3 separate regions of the Mus musculus genome follow, and all the other regions are linked to region 3. A link is a loop called in an ENCODE intact Hi-C map of the cell type or tissue named here. Cell type or tissue: left cerebral cortex. All regions are shown on one strand.

Region 1 (5,000 bases), 70 kb after region 3:
ATGGATCTTGGAGAACCTACAATCACCACTTTACCTGCATCATTCCTAACTGCAGTGCATTTACTATAGACAAATGTAGTTCTAATCCCTTCTCAAGAAACTTCTCTTGGCAGCAAACGGAGACAATTACAGACAACCACAACTGATCAAAATGTAGAGACCGAGACTCAGCAGTGCCGGGTCCCAACTGACGCACGTACAACGCAACCCCTACACCTAAGGCTCGGAGCTCCAAGATTCCAGGAGCCAGAGAGACAAAAGTCTGCTGGGAGACTGTCTCTTAGAAATGTCAGAGGCCACACTCATGAAATCTCATCAATATGGCTGCTTAAATTAAGTCCTGAGCATTGATGACACCAACGGGCTTGCTTGCTAACCCGGAGGGGAGAGGTTCATTCATGGCGCCTCAACCCTAGACAAAGAATTAAGGGCTCCTGAGGAATGCTAAGAGGACAACAGACTTCTCCAAGGAGGAACCCCCATTTGGTTATCCAATACCAAGTGAGCATATACATACAGGTAACATTATATAGACTGAACAGGTTGTATTTAAGTATTTAGGGTGGTGGTGGTGATAAGGATTTCAAAATATAAAATTAGGAAAAAACAAAACAAAAAAAAAAAAACCCAAAAATTAGGAAAAACAGTTAGTCTAATAGGTAGGCATGATGACACAGGCTCGTAATTCCAACCCTAATGAGGCTGAGGCTGGGAGCTGGAGAGTGTCAGACCAGTCTGGGCTATACAATGAGATTCTATTTTAACAAATCCATTAAATAAACAAAAATAAGACAAAGGCAAGACAACAGAAGACAGACAACAGCATCCACTCTCCTGCTTCATTTCAGACCCAGGAGGGATGAAATCACATAGAGAAGCATTAAAAAGGGATAAAAACCATACTGGGTGTGGAGGCTCATGCTTTTATCCCAGCACCTGGGAGGCAGGCGAATTCTGAGACTGAGTCCAGCCTGGTCTACATGGGGAGTTGTGGGTCAGTTGCGGGTACATGGTGAGACATTTGTCTAAAGAAGAAAAAGTAAACTAAACGGAAGAACTGCAAATGTGCCTGAGGTTCAGGCATTCTCTCTGCGGCTTCCCTCCCAAACCCATTCTCGCTCCCACTCCCACCTTTGGCCAGTGGTTCCTCTGTAGGTGGTTTTGTTTTCCAGACAGGGCTGTACGTAATCCAGACTGGCTTCAAACTCAAAACACTGCTCCTGCCTCGGCTCTGGAGTGGCAACCTTACAGGTGTAATATTTGACTCTTGGGCCCGGAGAGGTGGATAAATGAGCCAGCCGCTCCTCTAGAGAACCTGGGTTCGATTCCCAGCACCCACATGGCCGCTCACAACTTTCTATAACTCCACTTCTAGGGCATCCTACACTGTCTTCTGGCCTTCACAGGCAAATGTAGGGCACAGACATTGGATGCAAGCAAAACACCCAAACACATAAAACGAAAAACCTGGAAAAGCAAGCAAGCAAGCACACAAACAAAAAATCCTAACTAAACACTATTCCCATCAAAGAGATTATCAATCTACCTTACACAGCTTGGTACCTCCTGACTACAAAGGAGCTGGAGAGATGGCTCAGCAGTCAAGAGGGTTTCTTACTGCTTTTGCAGAGGGCCTGGGTTTAGTTCTCAGCACCTGTAGTAGCTCATAACTATTTGTACGTAACTCAAGTTTCAGGGGATCCACTGCCCTCTTCTGACTTGCACAGACATCTGTATATATGTGATACACATAAGCTTACGCAGGCATATATACATATACACATAAGAAACAGACAAGCAAAGAGCTGCAAACGAACAACATTGGAAAAGAACTCTTTGCTGCACTCCCAGTGGAAAAAGGACACAGAGAAATCTGCACCTACCAGCTCCCGTCCTCCACTAGCTCCCTTTGCTGTCTGTACTCACCTGGAGTTCTTCAATCTTGGACAGATAATATTGACGGAGTCCACTGCCTGCCTTCCCCTCTTCCAGTTCCATCTGAAGACAAGTGTAAGTGTTAAAAAAAAAAAAGAAGAAAAGAAAAGAAAAGAAAAAGAAAAGGCATAAAGTACTAAAGGGTAAAGCCAAAGTATTTTCGAGGCACTCTACCATATAGCTTAAGAAACAAGGTCAGGAAAATACCATTCCCTTTTCCTCAGAAACTGGTATCTCGATGGGCGAGGTCTGTGTGTTTGAACTTCGGAGGCTTAGTTCTTGGTTCTAAGCCTTCATTTCTGAATCCACTACAAGGATGCAATTACCGCCTACCTTCGAGGACTTTTAGGAGTCTCAAGGGGCCATATACCCACCGAGCGCACTGCCCTGTGGCTAGAGCTACACATCCCCAGGGTTTAACTACTACAGACAAAGGCAGAACAGAGGGACCAAGTCCAGGTCGAAGCCCAGGCCATTCCGGCTTGCCAGCTTCATTCAGTTTCCACCCACCCCTGTCCTGCTTTCCTCAGGGCGGCGCTGACACAGCAGATCCAGTCCCAGGCAGAGTCCGGTCTGACGTGATCCACCCACCCCTGATCCACTGGACCCTCTCGCTCGTGGCCACCCCTCACTTCAGATTTTGTGCACTCCACACTCAGCTTGGATGCCGCCCAGCCGCCGCGGCAGAATCCTTACCTGCTCTGGCCCATCAAGCGCCATCTTCCCTCTCTCGGCAGGGATCGCCGGCATCCAAGTCACTCTATCGCGCAGGCGCGGAGGCGAAAGCATGCGCCCTGGGTCACCACCGAGAACAGTTCCGGGTCAATGGGCGGGGTGTGTGGCGATACAAACACAGTGGCTGTATTAGTAGAGGCTCTACTGGAGGTCACTAGTTTTGTGAAGAGATATAGAACTTCTGGTTGATGCTTCCTAGCGTTTAGGATACGAGTTATTGCACTCTACTTCCTAGCCTCTACTTTTAACTTGTAAGGCCTGCTGACAAAAAAATTTTGGCCACACTCAAAATGGCGGAAATCATGACGCCAGGAATGTAGGAAACGCGCGCAGAAGCGGAAGTACGATTACTGCCTACATGTGCTGCTTCCTAAGAGTTGAAAACCTGCGGAGTTAAGGGCTATCTAACGTCTGGGTAAGTGATTGCTCCACCGCCTGAGGAACCGAAGCGAGATCCAGTGCTCGGAAAGACGATCTCACCTTTTTCTTTCTCCCCAGAGTGAGTGATACTCCCCCATCCCGCCATGGGCAAGAAAGGCAAAGTAGGCAAGAGCCGGCGGGACAAGTTCTATCACTTGGCCAAGGAGACTGGTGAGTGGGTTCGCGCTGAGGAACAACATCCCCGTCTTTTCGCTTCTTCTAGTCCCGAGTTCCTTTTCCTTCGAGGGGGTTATGGGATTGTGAGGCTTTCCTCCTGGGAAAGGCCTCCGTAGACGGTATTGCCTTATACACCCACTCTCCACGATCCAGGTTATCGTTCGCGCTCTGCCTTCAAACTGATCCAGCTCAATCGCCGCTTTCAGTTCCTGCAGAAAGCCCGGGCCTTGTTGGACCTGTGTGCTGCGCCTGGCGGATGGTAACGTTTGGCAGGGGCTGCTATGATGACACGTTCCTGGCACTGGTTGGCTTTGAGTTGCTTTTCGGGGAGGATGGGAATCCGATTACACAATTCAGATTAAATATTCCATAGTATGTGTCTCTCTCAAATTTTGGAAGGGAGCGTCATTTTCCCCCTCTTGTGGTACTGAACCTAAGGACTTAACTCATGCTAAGGACTTAACTCATGCTAGGCAGCCCCTCCACCACCGAGTTATATCTCCAATTGCTTTATTTTGAGACAGGGACGCTGAAAAATTGCCAAGGATGGCCTTGAACTTTTGGTCTTAATCTCTTGCCCTCCTTAGTGGCTGGTAATGCAGCCCTGTGTTGCCATGCCCAGCAGGTTGCTTCTTGAATGTATGCATAGACATTTGGCCACTACACTTAACAGGTGCCTCTTAAGGGGATGAGAAGTCACCTTGCCAAGGGAGGATGAAAGGTATTTAAATCTGTCTCTTTCACAGGCTGCAGGTGGCTGCCAAGTTTATGCCTGTATCCAGTCTTATTGTAGGTGGGTGACTCTTGGGTATTTGAGGGGGAGGGGTGGGTTAGGTACTAATTTTGTCCTACATCTTCCTCCACCCTGTAATACTGAGTTAACATCTTTTAGGAGTGGACCTCGTTCCAATCAAGCCTCTCCCCAATGTGGTGACTCTCCAGGAGGATATCACAACAGAACGCTGTAGGCAGGTAATAAGACCTCTCCTTCTTTTCTTTCCTCTTTATGTGCTGGTGTCATTGCCTACTTATTTATTTATTTAGTGTGTGTGGTCTTTCGAGACAGGGTTTCTCTGTGTAGCCCTGGCTGTCCTGGAACTCACTCTGTAGACCAGGCTGGCCTTGAACTCAGAAATCTGCCTGCCTCTGCCTCCCAAGTGCTGGGATTAAAGGGGTGTGCCACTAGTGCCTGGCTGTCATTGCCTCTGAAGAGTGAATGAAACACTTCCCAATTTACCATGGTTTCAAGCACGTGGCCAAAAAGACTGACAATCCTTGTGTACATTTCCATCTTTATTTACAATCAAGTGTTTTTGTTTTTCCCTGAGATAGAGTCTTGCTGTGTACTTTAGGATAGCTTCTAACTGTGTAGCCCACACTGATGTGGAGCTGAGTACATAGCCTAGTTTGGCCTTGATCTTGCAGTCTCTCTCCCTCTGCCTCTGGGATTGCAGTCGAGTGCCACCGTGCCTGGCAGGGATAGTACTGTGAATTGGTGGAAGGATGAGAGATCTATCTTCAGAAAAATTCTTTCCAGGGAACTAATTCTAAGCTTGGGGAAGATGTATATTTTTTGTTGCTGTTGCATCCCTAGTACCTGGTGCAGGATGTTGGCACTGGTGGGCGCTCAGTGCATGACTAGACAGATGACTGAACCAGAGTTCTGTTCTTAGCAGTTACTGTGTTTCCATTGCTAGAACCCCTTTACTTTCATTAGGCCCTGAGGAAGGAGC
Region 2 (5,000 bases), 55 kb before region 3:
TGTCTGTTTGTCTGCCCATTTGTGTTGCTGTATTATTATCACATTATTATTTATTATTATTATTATTATTACCCAGAGAAGGCCAACCCCCACCTTATCACCCAAAACCCTTGAAGCCCTCCAGTCCCCTGTTCTCAGGACTCTATCAGCCTAATGTGTGATCAGATACTCCCACCCTCCCCCCACCCTTCCCCCACCCTCCCCCCACTCTACCCCACCCCACTTCTCCCTTCTCCCTCTTTTCTCTCCTTACCTGGTCTTCGCTTTCTGGTGGAATCTCAAAGCCCAACAGCCTCATGTGGGGACTTCCCTTGATCCAGGCTGATAACATCTGCACTAGATAGCTATATACAACAGCCACTACTCAGCACTGTGGGAAGGACAGGATGTCACAGGGTCACTGGCTGAGCCATTGAGGCTTCCTCTACTTGAAATCTGGAGGACACAATGGACTGGGAGCTGGTCCTGCAGGTGGCTTCCTGAGCTCCAATAATGAGCCCTCAAAACCCTGGGGCTTCCTTTGGATAGGCCCTTTCTGGGATTCTACCGAGAAAGCAAGGAGGCCTGCTTTTGCCCTGCCTATCCCCCAGGTTCTAAGACAGAACTAAGACAGTAAGGTTGACTAAATATGGTGAACACAGTGCCTCCTGGGAAGGCCGTGTATCCAAAGTTCTCTGCCTGTGGTGAAGTGTGCCCGGAAGGAAGGCTAGGAAGACCAAGGTCCTGCCTGAAGTAAGGAGATGCACAGGAAAGCACTAACTGACAAGGCCAGGAAAGAGTCTAGGGTTTGGGAATAGGTTGTAGGCACTGTTTCCTGACCTCCTGGGCCCCAGGAGACGACTGTGGGCTGCCCTTTTGCAATCTCTGAGCCCTGTGTTGGCTGAATTAGGGCTAGGCTTCTGCTGGAAACTAAATGAGACATTGAGACATGCAGATATACGCAGGGCATTAGCAAGAGATTACTATGTGACTGCGTTCTAACTTTGGATATCATCTTTCCAGAGATGACGCCAACCGAGGCCTGGTAGAATTCAGAGTTCCCCTGATCTGAATCTTGGAGACCTCACTCTGCCCAATGTACAGTTAAAGAAATTCCATGTACACTCCCCCCACCCACACACAAAACACGTAAGTGCATGCAAGCTTGCACACATTCATGCATGCACACACACTTCCTGCATGTGATTTCCCATTGCTTTCCTATCCCCGCACAGGGAGCATGCAACGTGAGAGAACCCTGTTACACCCCTGCTTATCTGCTGCTTCCTGGCTTCCTCTGCATGAATTCTTGAGGCCCTAAAGGCTTGGGAGCTGGTCTGTGCATATTGTTTCCTGATCTCAGATAATTAGAGGAAATGAGCTCACTGGCACAGAGGAGATTGTGGATTTCAGTTGGGAGCGCCAGGCTTCACTCCCCGACCTGTAGCAGACATCTCTCCCTAACCCTCCAGGCAGCCGTCAGCTGTGCCCCTGAAGCCCATAGACTCCACAGACCCCACAGACCCCACCTGAGATGTCTTCTTTTGCTTGCTGGAGCCTGTCTCTTCTTATCCTGTTCTACAGCCCAGGTAAGCCAGCTCCCAGGGGTTTCAGCACATGGCATCTTAGGGTGGGAAGTACTAATACTCCTCAGGCATCGGGGTGGGGGAAGGGGACATCCTGGCCACAGAGGCCTCTCCACCATAGGTAAAGAAGACTGTGTCAGCCTGGCTTTGGTTTCTCATGGCCCCAGGCTAAGGACTAGGATCAAGGCCTTTTGGATACTAGAGGGAACAAACTCAGAGATCTGGGAATGTCGATGAAACATTCATCAATGAATGTTGATGTGACAGGCTACCGACGTTGGGGGTGGTGGACAGTGGGTAAATGGGAGACTCCAGAAGGAATGCCAGGGGCTAAGCGGAGATGAGGCAGCATGCCAAAGGGGCCTAGTGGACAGCAGAGGGCAGCCGATGATACTGTGCTCACTGGCAGAACAAAATGAAAATGAAAGCTGTTTCAGTGGGTCAAGGAGACCTGGAAGGACACAGCCTCTACGTGCTGAGTGTCCTATGTCTTAGACAACCTGCCAAACGCTTCCAAGCCTAATTGCACTCAGGACCCAGGGGAGGGCACATGATCCCTTTTAACAAGTGAAGAAACTGAGGCTCACAGAAAGAATATATATAACCAACGTTGAAAGTTCAAGTCCAGCACTATCTACATGGAAAGCCCCTCCTTTGCCGCTGAATTGAATGTCACTAGCTGATGGCTGAGTGGGGAGGGAGAAAGACAAGCCATGTGTAGGGACCCTGCTAGCCAGGATCCAGGACCATCGTGGTCCTCACAGAGTGGAGGTGAATACCGAGGGCCCCATTGTCTTACACCAGGTACATCCCAAATGTCTGTCCTGCATAGAGCTGTGTAGTCACCATAAAGAGAAACATGGGAAACTCAGGCCCAGCCTAAATGTCCTGGCTCCAACGATGTCTACAGAGCATCAACATAAATTATGAGCTTTATGCAACAGGTCCTTTTGATGGTGGCCTGTTGCTTTTCTGGTCTTATTTCCACCATTCCTCTTCCTTGCTAAGGTTTGGTCATCTCCGTTCTCCATTGCTTCATGAACGCATGCTCCCGATGGCAGGTCTGCGAGCCAGCGGCTCCGTTTATCTGCAAGGTGCTCCCACAGCGCATGAAAGGTTCTCTACCTCCCTCTGTCTTTGCTTCAACATCTCTTATTAGCTACGTTATTAAAAATGGAGTCCCTCCACTACCTCTACTCTCTTTCCCTGGAGCTTTGCCGCCACCCAGAGGGCATCCTGTCAGTTTTCGATGGTGATGTGAGCTCAGAGTTTACCTCCATTCTCAGAGGTGTCTTCATGACAGAGGGAACATTGTACGGGAGCTTAAGGAAGCCGAAAGTAGGCTTGAGGAAGACTGACCTAGGGCTGACTGATAAAGGGACTGGAGGAAAGGGGCCAACCAAAGGTGACCTGTCTCCTTGGGCCACTGGTAATAGAGAGCCCCAAGGACAGGCATCAGAGACGTCTGCTGCCAAGTGCTTTTGGTTTTACAGGGTCTGGTGAGAAGGCCTTTGAGGTCTACATATGGTCCGAGAAGCAGATAGTAGAAGCCACAGAGTCTTGGAAAATCAACTGCAGCACCAACTGCGCAGCCCCAGACATGGGCGGCCTGGAGACGCCCACGAATAAAATAATGTTGGAAGAGCATCCTCAAGGGAAGTGGAAACAGTTCTTAGTCTCAAACGTCTCCAAAGACACGGTCTTCTTTTGCCATTTCACGTGTTCGGGAAAGCAGCACTCGGAGAGTCTCAACATCAGGGTGTACCGTGAGTGTCTATGCTGGGGGCTCTACTCCCCAGTACAGTGCCCATGTCTACTACTACTGCTACTGCTGCAACTACCGCTACTACCACCACCACTACCACCACCACCACCACCACTACTACTACTACACACTAACTGCTCAGTGACTTCTCCTGGGTCTTCTCATCATGGGATTCATCTCCTTTGGCTCCTGAGCTACAAGCAGGACAGACCTGCGGGCTCAGGACCTGCTTACAGCCCTGGTTGGACTCCATGAGTCCTCCTGTACCTCAGAAGCAAACTGTGCAGGTTGTGACCCTTGCTCCAAGAAGGTCAGTCCAGCCAAGGTTTGCACAGACCCTGATGTCACTTCCTACCCTAGTTCAGCCACCAGGGCACTCACTCCCTCACGAGCAGCAGCGAGTCAGTCAGGGGAGCTAGCCTTCTCTAGTAGCTCCCTCATTTCATGAGGAAAGTGGAGGTGCTGTGCAGCAGTATTCTCGTTGTTCTCTCCAAGGACCTGTGGCAAGTGTGTGAACCTTGCGTACACACCTGCCAGGGTAGGCCAGGATTCTCTCAGTGTCTTAGTGACATCAATGGGTCAAAGAATAGATGTCCTAGGTCCTAGGTGTGTAGGAGTGAGTGGAGGAGACGTGCTCTAATTTAGAAGGGAACTGGGGTACCACCGTAGCACTCATTCAGTCGATCTGGAATTATATTGGTCAATCTAACTGGAGAAACGAGGCAAACCTGACTCCTGTCCCAGCATCGTGAGGAAGCTCAGTCAGCAACCCACGTGCTTCCTTCCAGATGTTCACAGCACAGAAACCCAGCTGTTTAATTTGAAGTTTGTGTTTAGTATCTAGAGAGGATGGAAACAGGCCCCGACTTTCCTATTTGCTTGTTTGCTTGTTTGTTTGTTTTTGTTTTTGTTTTATTTTGGTTTGGGTTTTGCTTTTGGTTTTTTGAGACAGAGTTTCTCTGTATAGCCCTGGCTGTTCTGGAATTTACTTTGTAGATCAGGCTGGCCTTGAACTCAGAAATCTGCCTGCCTCTGCCTCCCAAGTGCTGGGACTAAAGGTGTGTGCTACCACTCCCTGGCCCCAGATAGTTTTTTAAATCCTTCTAGTTGGTTGTACCCTTCCTTCCTCCCTTCCTCCCTTCCTCCCTTCCTCCCTTCCTCCCTTCCTCCCTTCCTCCCTTCCTCCCTTCCTCCCTTCCTCCCTGTCTTTCTTTCTTTCTTTCTTTCTTTCTTTCTTTCTTTCTTTCTTTCTTTCTTTCTTTCTTTCTTTCTTTCTTTCTTTCTTTCAAAAGACTTACTTATTTTATATTGTGTACATTCAGAAGGGGGAAGCAGGTCCCATTACAGATGGTTGTGAGCCATCATGTGGTTGCTGGGAATTGAACTCAGGACCTCTGGAAGAGCAGTCAGTGCTCTTAACCACTGAGCCATCTCACCAGTCAGCCTGGCTGTACCATTTCCGCATCTTCTCTTTGTAGACCCCTTTTCTATTTTCCAAACCATGTCTGCAGAGCAGAGCTAGCACCCTGCACACCCTCTACCATACACCTCCTCTTCCTCCCTCTTCCACTGAGCAGGCCACGCTCACTTCCTCTTTCTCAAGTTTAGCTAGGGATTTGGGATACGAGGAGTGGGCCTTAGCCCGGCAGGACATGCAGGGACACAGTTCC
Region 3 (5,000 bases):
CAGGCACACATGCACACAGGTGGGAGGGACTGCCCAATTCATCTTTCTCTTCAGAGATTTCACCGTGAAGGATCTCCCTGAAGCATGGAGGCCAGCCTGAGAATCTGGCCTGGGACAGTGCTAGGAGGTGGGAGGAAACTTAGCTAAGCCAGAGTACCAGCCCCCACACCCTGCCCCCACACCCTGCCCCCACACCCTGCCACCACACCCTGCCCCCACCGTGATCAGATTCCCTTGGCGCCACACCGGAGCCTTGGCTGGGGAAAACTTTCCATCCTTTCTGGGTCTCTCAGCCAAATAGACCCTGGGGGTGGCAAGGCTTGGACTCTGGGGGCACCATGTGCCTGCTCTCTGCAGCTGTGGCAGCCCAGATCTGTCTTGGCTCCGCTTCTTAACCTTGCTCCTGCAAAAGCACCTTCAGGCCTCTTTTCTTCTACTGACTCCTTCATATATCCCTACACCTCCTAGGACCCCACAGGGCTGAGCCAACCAGCCCCCCCCCCAGCCATCCTTCAGCCCATCTCCCGTCCTCCCCACTCTCCTCCCCAGGCTTCCTCACGTCACCCCTGTGCTTTCCTAGATGCCACGTACCACGAGGGCAGAACTGAGGACATTTTTGTCACTAGGGTGCCTTTGCCAGGGCACAGTGGTAGTTTTATAAGGGCTGAGTGAATGAATGAATGAATGAATGAATGAACTAATGGATGAGTGGCTCCTGCTCTATTCTCTTCTTTCTCTCTGGTCTCCCTTACTCCCACCTATTGGGAGAATGAAGGGATCTCTTGGGACCTAGGAGTCACATGCCCTGTGGTCCCCACAGAAGCCACTACAGCCTCTGTACGACGGGAACTCCTCCGTCTGCAGCACAGCTGACTACAAGCCCCCCGAAGAGGACCCTGAGGAGCAGGCTGAGGAGAACCCTGAGGGGGAGCTACCTGAGGAGTGTTTCACAGAGGGTGAGGCCACCCCTACAGACCACACCCACACCCAGGCCAGAGGAGAACCACAGAAATGGTTCTGCTCACCTTGCCTTACCTGGGGAGCCGACACTTGAGCCCCAGAGGCATTTTACCAAAGAGCCTAGGCTTGTTGAGATGGGGGATCATGGGAAGAGCTGGCGTCCTGAGCCTCCTTGTGAAGCATTTTAGTTTTGGGCTGTAGAGAGTCCCTGAGTCCCTGCTGTGTGAACCAGATGGAGCCAGTTGTGGGGAGGAGGTGGGGCCCCAGTCTTGGGGTAGCATGGCAGAGGGTGGGGAGGTGCATTCTGAAACATCCGAAGGCCAGTGACATGTTCCCGTCCTGCCTCCCAGCCTGTGTGAAGCGCTGCCCCTGCCTCTATGTGGACATCTCCCAGGGCCGCGGGAAAATGTGGTGGACACTCCGCAGGGCCTGCTTCAAGATTGTTGAGCACAACTGGTTTGAGACCTTCATCGTCTTCATGATCTTGCTCAGCAGCGGGGCCCTGGTAGGCACCCTCCCCCAGGGGACAGGGCGGGAGCAGGAATGGGTGCCTTGCTTCCTAAGGCTTCCATATCATGTCTTTCTCAATTGTTCTCCATCTTTTGCATTAAGGCAGGGTTTCTCACTGAACTCAGAGCTCGATGTTTGGGCTGTTTAAGGGATTCCCTGTCTCTGTCTCCTGTAAGCCTGGGGTTTCAGGCAGGCTGCTGCTGCCACCCGGCTTCCATACAGGTTCTGGGGATCCAAACTTCAGCTCTCATGCTTGCACGACAGATAAGGCATTTCCCCACTCAACGTCAGTTTCTTAAAGTAAAAGATTGGTCCCTTTGTTTTGAAAACCCTGTCCCCTCAGCCAATAGGAAGGTAGGTGGGCCCTGGGAATTTGGAGTTAAGGGCGGTCAGAACTGAAGATAACGTTATTGTGGACCCCCAGCAGAGAGTTGAGAGCTAAGCCTCCTTCCCTACCAGGCATCTTGCCCCTCCCCCTCCTGATGATAGGGCTGGGAATGGAAGATTCCCAGAGGTGCTACAGCCTATGTCCCGTGAAACCAGCAACAGCAGGCAGGATGGGGAACAGAGCTTGCTGCCCCAGCTGCTGAGCCCCTGGTCATTGTGGGTTATACTGGTGTCCCCAGGCCTTCGAGGACATCTACATTGAACAGCGGCGAGTCATCCAAACCATCCTGGAATATGCTGACAAGGTCTTCACCTACATCTTCATCCTGGAGATGCTGCTAAAGTGGGTGGCCTACGGCTTCAAGGTGTACTTCACCAACGCCTGGTGCTGGCTCGACTTCCTCATTGTGGATGTGAGTCTCCTGGATCTGGCCACACAGCCGGATGTCATGGCCTTTAGATAACCCAGGCTCTGGGAGGTAGGACCTATCTGAATCTACACAGTCAGACCTCCCAGGTTAGCACTGCTCCCTATAGACCAGCCTCTTCCTTCCCAGACATGACAGCCCAGACCTGGAGCCTTATGCTCCCTGCCAGTGTAATTCTTATATGCTCTTTGATAGATACACGGAACCTGAGGAGATGGGTACTGTCCTTCCCAATTATGGTTGTAGGTGACATCATTGAGGTGAACCCTGGTCCTACAGGTGCTAGAGGCCACAAGCCTACTCTTCCCAGAAGACAGGATTATCCATCAGGGATGGGGTCTACAGGAGACACACAGAAACTGGGGTATCTCTCTCATGTGTCCCAGGCTAGAAGAAAGCCAGGGACCCTCCACCTCCTGAGCATGCACTTCTTCCAGGTCTCCATCATCAGTCTGGTGGCTAACTGGCTGGGCTACTCTGAGCTGGGGCCCATCAAATCCCTGCGCACGCTCCGGGCCCTGCGACCTCTGAGGGCACTGTCCCGATTTGAAGGCATGAGGGTGAGTAGTGGATAGAGGAACACTGAGGTTTAGGGCTGTGACCTATCTCCAGGTAACCCCATTCCCACCCCAGGTTCTAGTAGATTCTAAACTTAACTCTGCTACCACTGGAGGGCAGCAGAGGCTGCTGCAGTGGCCTGGAAGGCTTGAGGCAAGACCAGGAAGAAAGATCTACCTGCTGGTTCATGGGGGCTCCCAACTCAGATTGGGGGCCCCCCATAGGGCCCTGTAACATGAGCACGTGAACAAGTATTTCTGTCTGCTTCAGTTCTGAGCCTGTCCCTCTTGAGCATGGAATCATGTCCTTGGGTTCGGGGGCACTTTAGAAAAGATCCCCAAAGGCCTGTGAGAGAGGAAATAACAGGTAAACACAGGGCACGACCAGTGGGACTTCCCCCACTGACAGGAGATGAGACTCATTCCAGGGCAGCAGCAGGCTCAGACTAAGCACCCTGCCCTTCCTAGTTTATGTAAGATGCTGGCCTAAGGCTAGGCCCCCAGTCCTGGTGCTGAGACCTCTGCCCACTAATAATCTGCTCAGAGCCAACTGAGTGATTTGAAGAAACACAGCACCCCCTCGCCCCCACCCCTGCTCCTGCCACCAACTCTGTCCAGAGGTCATGACATAGCCCTTACTTAAAAGGAAACTACTCAGGCTAGGGTAAGCTCTGATGGTCGAGTGCTTATCTGGCATGCAGTAAGCTCAGGACAACCCCCTGAGATTCATACATGAGGTGTGGTGGCACACACCCTCTGACCCCAGCGCTCAGGAGGCGGTGGCAAAAACTTGAGGTCTCCCTCAGCTATATGGCAAGTTCAAGTCCAGCGTAGGATATACGAGACCCGGTCTCAAAAGGCCTAAAGAAGGATCGTGGCGGTTCTCAGATCCAGCCAAGACTAACGCAGCATGGTAGGCCTGTATGGCTGGGGCTGGTGAGGGTCAGGAACCTGATCCTGAATCCTGTTGCTTCACAGATCTAGGTGGTTTCTTTTTTAGGCCATTTCTGTGTCTCTCACAGAAGCAGTGAGCCAAGCCGGGTCACAGCCGGGTCACGTGGGCTGAGTTTCCTATGGGGGCTGAGAAAGCAATGTTTGTCTTGTGCTTTGTGATCCATGACCTGGGCTGCTTCCAGAGAAGCCTGGCCCCTTTACTCTGCCTTAATGACTCCAGCCAAGCAGAGAGCCTTTCTAGAAGACCAGCATGGTAGCTTCTAATCCTACCATTTACCCTACACACAGAGACCCCAGCAGACTCCTCTCACACCCAGGCTGGCTAACACTGCCCCTTTCTGAGTGGCAGTGCTTAGCTCCTGCATGGTCCCCTAGCTGATCTTAGCTGGGAGCCCCCTGTCAGATGCCAGGGAGTGGCTCTAGCAATGACCCCAACCACCACCCTGGCCCCTAGGTGGTGGTGAACGCCCTTCTGGGAGCCATCCCTTCCATCATGAACGTGCTCCTTGTCTGCCTCATCTTCTGGCTCATCTTCAGCATCATGGGGGTCAACTTGTTTGCTGGAAAGTTCTACTACTGCATCAACACAACCACCTCCGAGAGATTCGACATCTCTGTGGTCAACAACAAGTCCGAGTGTGAGAGCCTCATGTACACCGGCCAGGTCCGCTGGATGAACGTCAAGGTCAACTATGACAACGTGGGTCTCGGCTACCTCTCTCTTCTTCAGGTGGTGAGTGGCACCCACTGAGCCTACTCAGAAATGGGTAGAAGTGCCTGGTTGTGCCTCATCGGATCAGAACCCAGTGGGGTGGCAGGTGGTCTCGGGGGCAGGCTTGATCAGGGAAGTGGGGGAAGAACATGAATGGTGGTGTGTGGTGGAGCCCCTCCCCCTCATGCCCTGCCGTGATCTCTCAGGCCACTTTCAAGGGTTGGATGGACATCATGTATGCAGCTGTGGACTCCCGGGAGGTGAGTGGGGTCACTGAGTTGGTAAGTTGGAGGAGCAGCAATAGCGGTCCATTCTGTCCTCCCCACTCTCACCTGACACCTTCACCCCACCACACTATCTCCTTGGAAGACCAGCAGCCTGGGGAGGAGGGGCATCCTCCTCACAGTACTATGGGGATCAAAGAGAAACTCCATGTGTGTACCCCATCCTGCAGAAAGAGGAGCAGCCAGACTACGAGGTGAACCTCTACAT

The links. A loop is a pair of places that touch in the nucleus more often than their neighbours do. Peaks named below come from ENCODE experiments on the same cell type or tissue, not always from the same donor. Only the 100,000 strongest peaks of a DNase experiment are listed, where the experiment ranks them.
Region 1: it touches region 3 in a loop (6-fold over the local background); 6 of 42 quality-filtered maps call a loop at or near these places.
Region 2: a loop joins it to region 3, with 2.0 times the contacts of the local background. A loop is called at or near these places in 20 of 42 quality-filtered maps.

What each region holds. Positions count from the first base shown.
Region 1 is chr11:106,253,846-106,258,845 of GRCm38, reverse strand. It overlaps Ftsj3 (FtsJ RNA methyltransferase homolog 3 (E. coli)), which reads left to right and starts at 2,762. Exons shown (of 21, transcript NM_025310.3): 1 at 2,762-3,085; 2 at 3,169-3,261; 3 at 3,421-3,526; 4 at 4,014-4,060; 5 at 4,160-4,239; 6 at 4,985-5,000. The coding sequence starts at 3,195. Psmc5 (protease (prosome, macropain) 26S subunit, ATPase 5) reads right to left here and starts at 2,661. Exons shown (of 11, transcript NM_008950.1): 1 at 2,632-2,661; 2 at 1,927-1,998. The coding sequence starts at 2,655. In left cerebral cortex, CTCF peaks have their summits at 1,912 and 2,582; DNase peaks (open chromatin) are centred at 1,897, 2,740, 2,961 and 3,449; H3K4me3 peaks cover 2,434 bases; H3K27ac peaks cover 1,544 bases.
Region 2 is chr11:106,378,998-106,383,997 of GRCm38, reverse strand. It overlaps Icam2 (intercellular adhesion molecule 2), which reads left to right and starts at 1,217. Exons shown (of 4, transcript NM_010494.2): 1 at 1,217-1,568; 2 at 3,059-3,331. The coding sequence starts at 1,514. In left cerebral cortex, a CTCF peak has its summit at 1,917 (motif pointing right); no DNase peak of the experiment used is centred here; H3K4me3 peaks cover 732 bases; H3K27ac peaks cover 695 bases.
Region 3 is chr11:106,323,976-106,328,975 of GRCm38, reverse strand. Scn4a (sodium channel, voltage-gated, type IV, alpha) reads left to right here. Exons shown (of 24, transcript NM_133199.2): 15 at 821-956; 16 at 1,311-1,465; 17 at 2,097-2,270; 18 at 2,723-2,845; 19 at 4,251-4,529; 20 at 4,715-4,768; 21 at 4,963-5,000. Among named protein-coding and RNA genes, the nearest start is that of Cd79b, 12 kb to the right of the region's middle. In left cerebral cortex, a CTCF peak has its summit at 2,948 (motif pointing right); a DNase peak (open chromatin) is centred at 2,952.